2 separate regions of the Mus musculus genome follow, and region 2 is linked to region 1. A link is a contact called in ENCODE Hi-C or POLR2A ChIA-PET data. All regions are on one chromosome and are shown on one strand. Each heading gives the region's core, a stretch centred on a gene start or an enhancer-like site at or near the end of the contact. The rest is flanking DNA. Distances are from core to core; before and after follow the strand shown. Region 1 holds the start of Raf1 (v-raf-leukemia viral oncogene 1). Region 2 holds the start of Tmcc1 (transmembrane and coiled coil domains 1).

Region 1 (4,182 bases), core at 1,199-3,698:
CAGGAGCCCACCTTCAATTCCAGCACTCCAGAAGGAGGGGCTGACACATCTCTTGAGTTTCAGGCTGGCTTGGTTTTCATAGTGACTTTCAGGCCTGTCAGGACTACAGAGTGAGAGCTTGTCTCAAAAATCAAGTCCAAACCAAACCAAAAAAGGAACACGAGCAAGGCAAGTACATATAACACTCACTCTAGTCCCACCACTCACTGTAATGGCGAATACTGACTGCCAATTTCACAAGCTTCAGGGGCTCTCTACCTGTGGGTCTCAATCCCCTTTTCTTTCACATGGGCAATCTAAGATCATTAAAAAAACACAGATATTTACACAACCATTCATAACAGTAGCCAAATTACAGTTATGAGATAGCCACAAAACTAATTTTATGATCGGGGTCACCACAACATGAACTGTTTTAAATGGTCACAGCCTTTGGAAGGTTGAGAACCACTGCTGCAGCATCGCCTAGGAGACACACTTCTGGGTGTGTCTTTGAGGGAGCGTCTAGATTGGGTTGTTATCAGAAGACCCATTCTAAAAGTGACACTAATCCATAGGCAGAGGGTCTCAGACAGGAAAAGGGAACACAAAGGAGCAGTGAGCTAAGACCTGAGTCTCTGTCCTGACCATGGGGAGACACAACCATCAGCCTCCATCTCCTGCCATCATGGCTTTCCCACCATGATGGACTGCGTCCTTCAACTGTCAGCCAAAATAAGAAGCCCTTCCTTTCTTTTATTATTATGATTTAATCTATTTATGTGTATCTGTGTACTATGTGTCTGGTACACAGAGATCAGGAAAGGGCATTTGATCCTCTGCACCTGGAGTTATGAGTGGTTGTGACTACCATGTGGGTGTTGAGAATTGAACCTAAGTCCTCTGCAAGAGCAGCTGGTGCCCTAACCACTACCCAGTGGTTAGCCATTCCCCTTTGGGCCTACCTCCCCCCCCCTTTTTTTTAACCCTGCATTTGTCCATTATCTTGTCACAGAAACCAGAAAAGTAACCAATACAAAAGCCAAAAGATGGAAAGAACCTAAATTTCCATGGTTATCCTAGACAGAAAATCTGGTGTAAACTTCTGATGAAATAGTTTAGCTCTAAAGAGGAGTGAAGTATTAGCACACATGTGTTACAGATGAACTCGGAAACAGGCTAAGTGAAAAGACTTAAATCATAAAGGGCCCCATACTTTATAAGTATCCACGCACACAAGATAATCTAGAAGTCAGGTCTGTAGTAGCAAAATGAGTATTGGTGGTTGCTCTGGGTGGGAGCTAGTGAGAAACTAAACTGCTTAGTGGGTAATTTTATTTCAGAGTAATGGAAATGTTTTGGAACCAAAGTTGTGGTTACACAATACTGTGAACGCACTAAATGCCAAAAGATGTTTACTTATAAATGGTTACTTAAAAAAAACAAAAAAAAACTTGTCTGTGTATTTGTAAATGCGGTTGCAGGTTGCGCACGTAGCACCGGGTTCGAATGGAGGTCAGAGGATAACTTTCAGGAGCCTGTTCTCTCTTCCATCAGGTTTTACTCTGCACACTTTTTACTCTCTGAGTCACCTTGCGGGTCCCCAAATGGCTACTTGGAAAATACTTACACAGAGGTAGGAGAACCAGAGTCTGAGGCCAGCCTCAAATTAAGAGGGAATCTGGCACATGCTTTTAATCCCAGCACTCAAGAGGCAGAGGCAGAGCGATCTCTTTGAGCTCGAGGCCAGCCTGGTTTACAAAGTGAGTTCCAGGACAGACAGGGCTGTTAGACAAAGAAACCCTGTCTCGAAAAACCACAATAAATAAATAAAATTGAGAACCTATTTCAAAGAGGGGAAAAAAAAAAAAAAGCACAATTGACAATACACATTGCCCTCCAGGTGTCTATTCCACGGGGGCTGTACGAAGACGCACAACAGGCTTCAGTTTACGGTGGGCCATATTGTCGCATCAATTTTAATTTTTTTTTCTTTTTTGAGACAGGGTCTCATGCAGCTCATATGACCGTGAACTCCCGACCCTCTTGCCCTCACTTTCCAAGCGCTGGCATTACAGGTGTGCAACACCATACTTTTAGTTTTTGGTCAACTTGGTGTACTACAGCGAACACTCCATCTACAAATGAGGAACCTGAGGTTTCACATAGCATGAGGGCTTTCCCACAAAACCCCTAGGCCGCCATTCTCCACGGATGTCAACTTCGGAGAGGAAGCACCAGAGCTGGAGCCCTGTGCCGTGTGTCACCAGGCGCGTCTGGCCCGCTGAGGGCCTCGCGGGTGGCCGGACCGCGGCTGCAGCCCAATACCACTGGCCTCCAACCAGAAACAGTCACTCTGCTACCACGGAGTCAACCCCGAAATGGCGGCCGCAGGACCGCGAGGCCACGCCCCCGGAGGCGGGGCCACATTCCAGGCTCGAGCGATAGATCCCCGAGCCGAGTTTTAAGCGGACTGCCGAGCCCAGGAGCTCGCGCAGAGGCAGTGAGCCCGGCGGCGCCGCAGGTCGTGGAGACGAGTGTCGAGCGCAGGGCTAGCTCGCCCGGGATAGCCTGAGAGCGTCTTCTTCGCGGGTGCTGGTGCCGCCATCTTGGATGGCGGGAGTTAGAGCCGAGCGGACTTGAGGCGGGAAGGCTTCTCTGTTGTTCTCCGCAGGCCCTCGGACGGGCCAGCTGGCCGAGCTTTGGGGCGCGTGCCCTGAGGCGCGGGGCGCTAGTGCAGCGATGCGGGGCCTCCCCGGGGCCCCGTCCCCCGGGCTGGGGACACGCCGAATGTGACCGCAACCAACGCGTTCTCTCAACCACCGCTGCCGCTGCACGACGGGACCCGGCACTGCCCGGCTCCCTCAGGTAGGCCACAGGGCTGACGGTGCGACCGTGGGGCGCAGGGTCGGCCAGGCCGCTGTCATCCTGGTGGCGGGCCGGGCGCGGGCCGGGTGTCATGGCCGGCGAGCCAGTTTCCACACCCCTGCTCAGATTTCCCAGTGTTTCTCGGAAACGTGCCAGCGCCACTCCGGTGCCCAGCGAGCATTCCTCATATTTTGGCAATGGGGGAAAAAAAATCCTCCCAGAGCTGCCCAGTGACTGTGTTGTCACTGGGATGGGCTCGTTCTTTTTTCTCTCGGGCTGCAGAAGTGGGGGGAGCCCGGCCTTGCACCTCCTCTCGGGCTGCTTCGCTTAAGTGACACCCTTTTAGGGAAGACAAGAGGAATCGGGGAAGGCAGCGAGAGAAACCGGTCAGGGTCCCGCCTCAAAGGCTTGCGACCTCGCCTGGGGCTTCCAAATGGGTGGCCCGGGATGCTCGCGATCGGGAGCCAGGCTGCCTTTTGTGTGAAGCGACAACCTCCCAGGCTTTTGCAGAGCCGGTGCATGGATGCAGAGTTGGGACACAAACGAGGTGACCGTGTTCATTCATTGTTCTCTCTCCAGGGCCCAGGGTGTGCCTCTGGTTTTCATTCTTTGTTAGGAGGGACAGTCGAATCTCTTCTTTCCCGGTTGAGACGTAACTGGGTCCTGGGGAATGGGCCAGGTCTGTGTATAGAAGTGGGGAATGAATTCAGGGCACGTCTGAATGCCTGCAATGCGTCCTGTGGGGTCGTTGGAGACTCAGCTCCTGGGGCGTGAAAACAACCGGAGGTGATAAGGCTTGTTTTCCCAAGTGTTCTTGGGATTTAGAACAGTTAGGTGCAGAGTCGAGAAGCCCTGAGGTTCCTTGCTTGCTTCTGCGCGGAGTTTGAAGGACTGTTCCGCCAGGTGAGGCAGAGGGGAGGACATTGTCGGCGGAGGGAACAGCTGGCACCAAGGCTCAGAGGCATAGCCTGCGGGAGTTGGGATGATTTGGGGGAGCAGCTAGTAAATGTGGGGTGCAGGAAGACAGACGTCAGGGTTCAAAAGGAAAAATTGATCGCTTGTGAAGGGTCTGTGTGATGGATAGTAATGAACTAGTTCATTTATTAATTAACTTCATGTTGTGAATGTTTAGTTCTTGCTGGTTACTGCTTTGCTCCCCTCCCGCTATGGTAGTGAACAAAATTTACCTTGTTAAGTCTTGCTAACCAGTTTTGGTAATTGATAGAAAATGTTTTGTGCTTGCTTGATCACTGGTTCCTATTTGGAGATACTCTTGCAGCTATTTCTAAGGTTAACACATTCCCCAAACAGACAGAAATTGGCAGATTATAGAAA
Region 2 (4,620 bases), core at 1,557-4,056, 520 kb before region 1:
AAACTAGACTGGCCTTAAATTCCCTAAGATCTGCTTGCCTCTGCTTTCTTAATGCTGAGATTAAAGGCATATGCCACCAACGCAAGCTAACAGTGGTTTCTGAATGGTACTGCGCATGTGAAATGTTTGAGGGTTAGCAGCACTACTTGGCAAGGATTCAGAGGTGTCTTTGTTGAAGTGGGCGTGGCCTTATTGGAGGAAGTCTGTCTGCTACCTGCTTTGCTGATAGGGTACTAAACCTTGGAAACAGTAAGCAAACCTAAATTAAATACTTTCTTTTCTTAGAATTGTTTTGGTCCCTTTTCCCTTTCTGCCACCGCCATGCCATCCGGACTGAGGAAGACCCGGAAACTCCGAGGCCACGTGAGCCACGGCCGCATCCGTAAGCACCGCAAGCACCCAGGCGGCCGCGGGAATGCTGGAGGCAGGCATCACCGCAGGATCAACTTTGACACATATCACCCAGGTTGCTTTGGGAAAGTTGGTATGAGGCATTACCACTTGAAGAGGAACCAGAGCTTCTGCCCAACAGTCAACCTGGATAAACTGTGGACATTGGTCAGCGAGCAGACGCGGGTCAATGCAGCAAAAAACAGGACTGTAGCTGCTCCCATCATTGATGTTGTTCGATCAGGCTACTACAAAGTTCTGGGCAAGGGAAAGCTCCCTAAGCAACCTGTCATCGTGAAGGCCAAATTCTTCAGCAGAAGAGCTGAGGAGAAGATTAAGGGTGTTGGAGATGCCTGTGTTCTGGTGGCTTAAAAGCCACACCGGAGGTTAATTAAATGCTAACATTTTCAAAAAAAAAAAAAAGAATTGTTTTGGTGTCTCTTCATTAAGACATTTAGCTTTTTATTTCTTTTCTTTTGCTTTTAAAAATTAAGTATGGCTAAGGAGAGAAGTATAACAGGTAGGTTACCAGTCTTTAATTTTAGCTACTCAAATGACAGTGTGGATACTGTAGTTTGAATCTGCAAATCCCTAGATGAGTAAAATGTTACCTTTTGTTGGTTAATGGCCATTTTTACATCTTGTGAAATACTTACCAAAGCTTTTTGCCTACTGTTTTATTGGGTTGTTTGTCCTATTATTTCGGGCAGAGGAGGTAACTGTGTAGTTTAGCACTTACTTAGCAGGCCAGTTCAATCCTCAGCCCTGAAAGAAAAGGCCTTACATCTCCTAGACTAGACAAGACTTTCATTGGATATACTCTACTTCTGAGTTCATTTATCATCAGTAATTTGCTTTTTTAATTACTCAAATGTTTATAAACAACATGAATTTTGATAAAATTTAACTTATCAAATAATGTCATGGTTCATGACTTTAAAATAAATCTTTGCCTAACTCAGGGATACAAAGACTTTTCTGTATTTTCTTCTTTCTTTTCAGTCTTATCTTTAGGTTTATCACCCATTTTTTAAAATCAGCTTATTATTATTATTTTTTACAATGGCATACATGCTTAGCCTTCATTTTCTGATCATTTTCCTTGGTGGCTTTATTCATGCTGCCCCTTACATGTGCAAGCTCATCCTCACCACCCTCCAATCTGAGTCAACCCTGCCACCTCCTTCTCCTTCACCTTTCCTTTAATTTATCAAAATGTATATCCATTTTACTCCCAATGTTTTTCTCTATGAGCACACTGCGTCCTTGCTTTCACCATCTTGCCAGTTGCTTCCTGAATGACCTCCCTCACCCAGGCCACTTTTCACATGGCTGCATAATAATTTAAAATCAGACATAATAATCAAGTTCCTAGCCCTGCAACCACGGCTGAAGAAAAGCTCAAAGGCTTCCTGAAACTCTCAGAAGTCCCAAACCTTTTTTATCTACCTCTTTTCACGTGCAGTCTAGGTCCTGACTGCAGCACCCTGACCAGTAGCCCCTTAGCTCCCCTTCTGGCCAGGCCGTGTCCTCACCCCAGTGCACTCTTTGCAACTTAAGGATTGTTAAATTGGACTGTAGCTCCATCATCCCCAACTACATTTCGCCCATTTGGTCTCCATCAGCTTTCAAACTTCACGAGCCAATGGACTCTGTTTATTACCGTTTTCCACTCACAGATCCTCCAATACCGGAAGAAGCTTTGCCATCTTAGTGACGGACGACTGAGTTAGAGACATCCCGATAATTAAAGAGATGAGCTACTAGGGGTTTTGTCATTGACCTAAAGCCAGTCCCTAGTTGGAAGGCCCTGGGAGTCAAGGTAGAGAGAATTGTGCGACTCGGAGGAGTGGGTCCCAGAAATTAGCTTTAGCCTGTTTAGCAGGACAGCTGGCCTGAGTTACTGAGGCTCTGAGGGCACCCGAAAAGCAGAGAAAGGGGCTGAGGATACGTGGGGTCCAGAGGTGGAAGAGCCGAGAAGCTGAAGAGCCCACGGTCCGAGGGGTTGAGAGGCTAAAGAACGACAAGCCGAGGAGTCGAAGAGCCGAGATGCTGAAATGCTTCAGCGTCTGAACTGCAGGAACGGTCAGGAAAAACTCTGGCGGAGGATGCCGCACCACCTGCAGCGCCTCCGCTTACTTGACCTGCGCCCGCGTGGGGGGGTGGGCCTGAGGCGTGGCTACACCTCTGGGTCGGGTCACGCCCCCACGGCGTGCGCGGTCCCGCTCGGCACCGCCTTGCGCATGCGCTGTCGGCGGGAGGCGGAGGTTGTGGGCGGCTGTGGCGACGGGGTGCGCGTTCTCGTTCTAGCTGTCGTTCCCTCGCGCTGGTTCGCGCTCGCGCGCCGGGGCCGTGGCAGCGGCGGCGGAGGCGGCGGCGGCAGCGGCTGAGGCGGCGCGGGGGGCGGGCCGGGAGGGGGGGGTGGTCGGGGTGGGGATGGACCGGGCGCGGCGGCGGCAGCTGCAGGAGCCGGCGCTGGAGACCGAGCCGCGGCGCTGGCGGAGACGCCGGCTGTCCGTCGTCTCTCCACCGGTGAGTAGGACTGGCCCAGGCCGTGGGTGGGGACGGGCGATCTCTTTAGCGCGGCCCGTCGCGGTCGCGGGGCCTCCTCGAGGCCTGGCGCGGATCGGACCTCTGGTCGCTCTGGCGGCGCCGAAGCCCCGGGCCTCCGGCCGGACCCCGCGTCTCCGGGCCTTCTGCCTGTCATTGGGACAACCCCCGCCCCCGCCCCCGCTCGGGCACTCTCCCCCGCTCTCCTTTGGGCAGAGCTGAGCGAGGGGCGTGTGAGGACTCGCGCCCAGGCCCAAGGCCTCCTGGCTAGCCGAGGTCTGAGAGTCCTCCCTCGTCCGGCCCTGCGGTACCCATAAGTTGGCCACCGAAAGTCAGCCCTTGCCACCTGAAACCAGTCTTGCACCTTTTGTTTTGATTTTGAACTCGTGGTTTAACTTGGAGGAGGAAACCCGCTGTCCTGCGAAGAATAGGTGAGATGGGAGTCTAGGTGGTTAGGATGCCCTTTATTAACCCTTTTTGTGGAGAGCAGGGGGCCCGCAGTGAGATGCATTTCGCTACAAAACCTGAGATTTCAGCCTCAGCCAAAGTGTGGACGGTGTTGGTCCAGTGATTCAGTGTCTGTCCCACTCCATCCCTGGACAGCGTTGATGGAGGTTCCCCTACTGGATCTGCTGCTGGGGCTTCTGGAGGTAGCCCACTTGAGCTCTTGGAGAATATCTCTCTGTGCTCTGGTGTCACGTTTTACCTTAGTCTTCATAGATCATAACCAATGTCCAGGCTTAGGTTTTATTGGAAAAAAAAAAAAAACGACTACCATGCACCCCTTCTAAAATGGTTGTTGTCATAGCCTGACATAGTTGTCAAAAGATCCATGTGCACATGCGTCCCTGGAATTCCTAAATTGGCTTTTCTTTTAAGGAAAAAAGAAAAATAGAAAGAAAACAAACACAGTAAAAACCCCAAGATTGAAAAAGCAGGTAACAACTTTAGAATATAGCACAAGTTTGATTTGTTCCTCTCCCTGTCCTGTATCTTAAATTTTAGAAATTAAACTAAACCTTTGTCTTTGAGTGTATAGAATTTGCATAAAGAAATTGTCACAAAGCTTGGAGGAAAACCTTAATAGAAATGGTAAGATATAAAATCCTCCAGGACCTGGGGTCTTACCCCCCAACTTTCATTTACAGATTGAGACTGAAATTGTGAGTGGGTGGTAGTTTTATCAGTGTCTCGTAACAGAGATACTTAGAGGTGGGATTTTAGATCAACAGTACCTTGCCCTCCACCAACAGAATTGGTTGTGTTTTTTGAACTTACACACCCACTCTCTGGCTAGTAGAGAAAGATTAAAAAGCTGCTTCTGGTTTGTGGGTGGTAACCTTTTAATTTCTAAAGAATTCTCATCTGCTTACAGACTAGATAGTTGATGAGCCCCATAGGAAAATTCTAGATATTAAAAATTCATTAGCACATGATCTAGATATCTTGTCATTATGGACGCTTATTAAAGACTTGACGGGATATCAGTACCATGTACTCTGTATAGGAAATGAGATTTCTCAGAGTATTTGCATCTTAAGATAAACAGAAGCACAAACAGTGACAGTGTTATGTCACCTCTCAGTTGTTGAGTCTTTCATGAGCATAAACCTCTTGGAGTTTCAGTGTCTTGGACTAGTTGGTGAACACCAGCAATTTGAACTGTTTGGTTCATCTCTA

What was found. A loop is a pair of places that touch in the nucleus more often than their neighbours do. ChIA-PET counts read pairs that join two places held with the same protein, here RNA polymerase II (POLR2A).
Region 2: a map of heart shows a loop between it and region 1 (6-fold over the local background). The contact joins the promoter of Tmcc1 here to the promoter of Raf1 in region 1. A Hi-C loop is called at or near these places in 1 of 37 maps with a recorded cell type or tissue (heart). POLR2A ChIA-PET finds 5 or more read pairs at or near these places in 1 of 5 experiments (Patski).

The regions. Positions count from the first base shown.
Region 1 is chr6:115,674,901-115,679,082 of GRCm38, reverse strand. Raf1 (v-raf-leukemia viral oncogene 1) reads left to right here and starts at 2,448. Exons shown (of 17, transcript NM_029780.4): 1 at 2,448-2,847. D830050J10Rik (RIKEN cDNA D830050J10 gene) reads right to left here and starts at 3,115. Exons shown (of 1, transcript NR_152134.1): 1 at 716-3,115.
Region 2 is chr6:116,191,560-116,196,179 of GRCm38, reverse strand. It overlaps Tmcc1 (transmembrane and coiled coil domains 1), which reads left to right and starts at 2,806. Exons shown (of 6, transcript NM_177412.1): 1 at 2,806-2,922. It also overlaps the pseudogene Gm8213.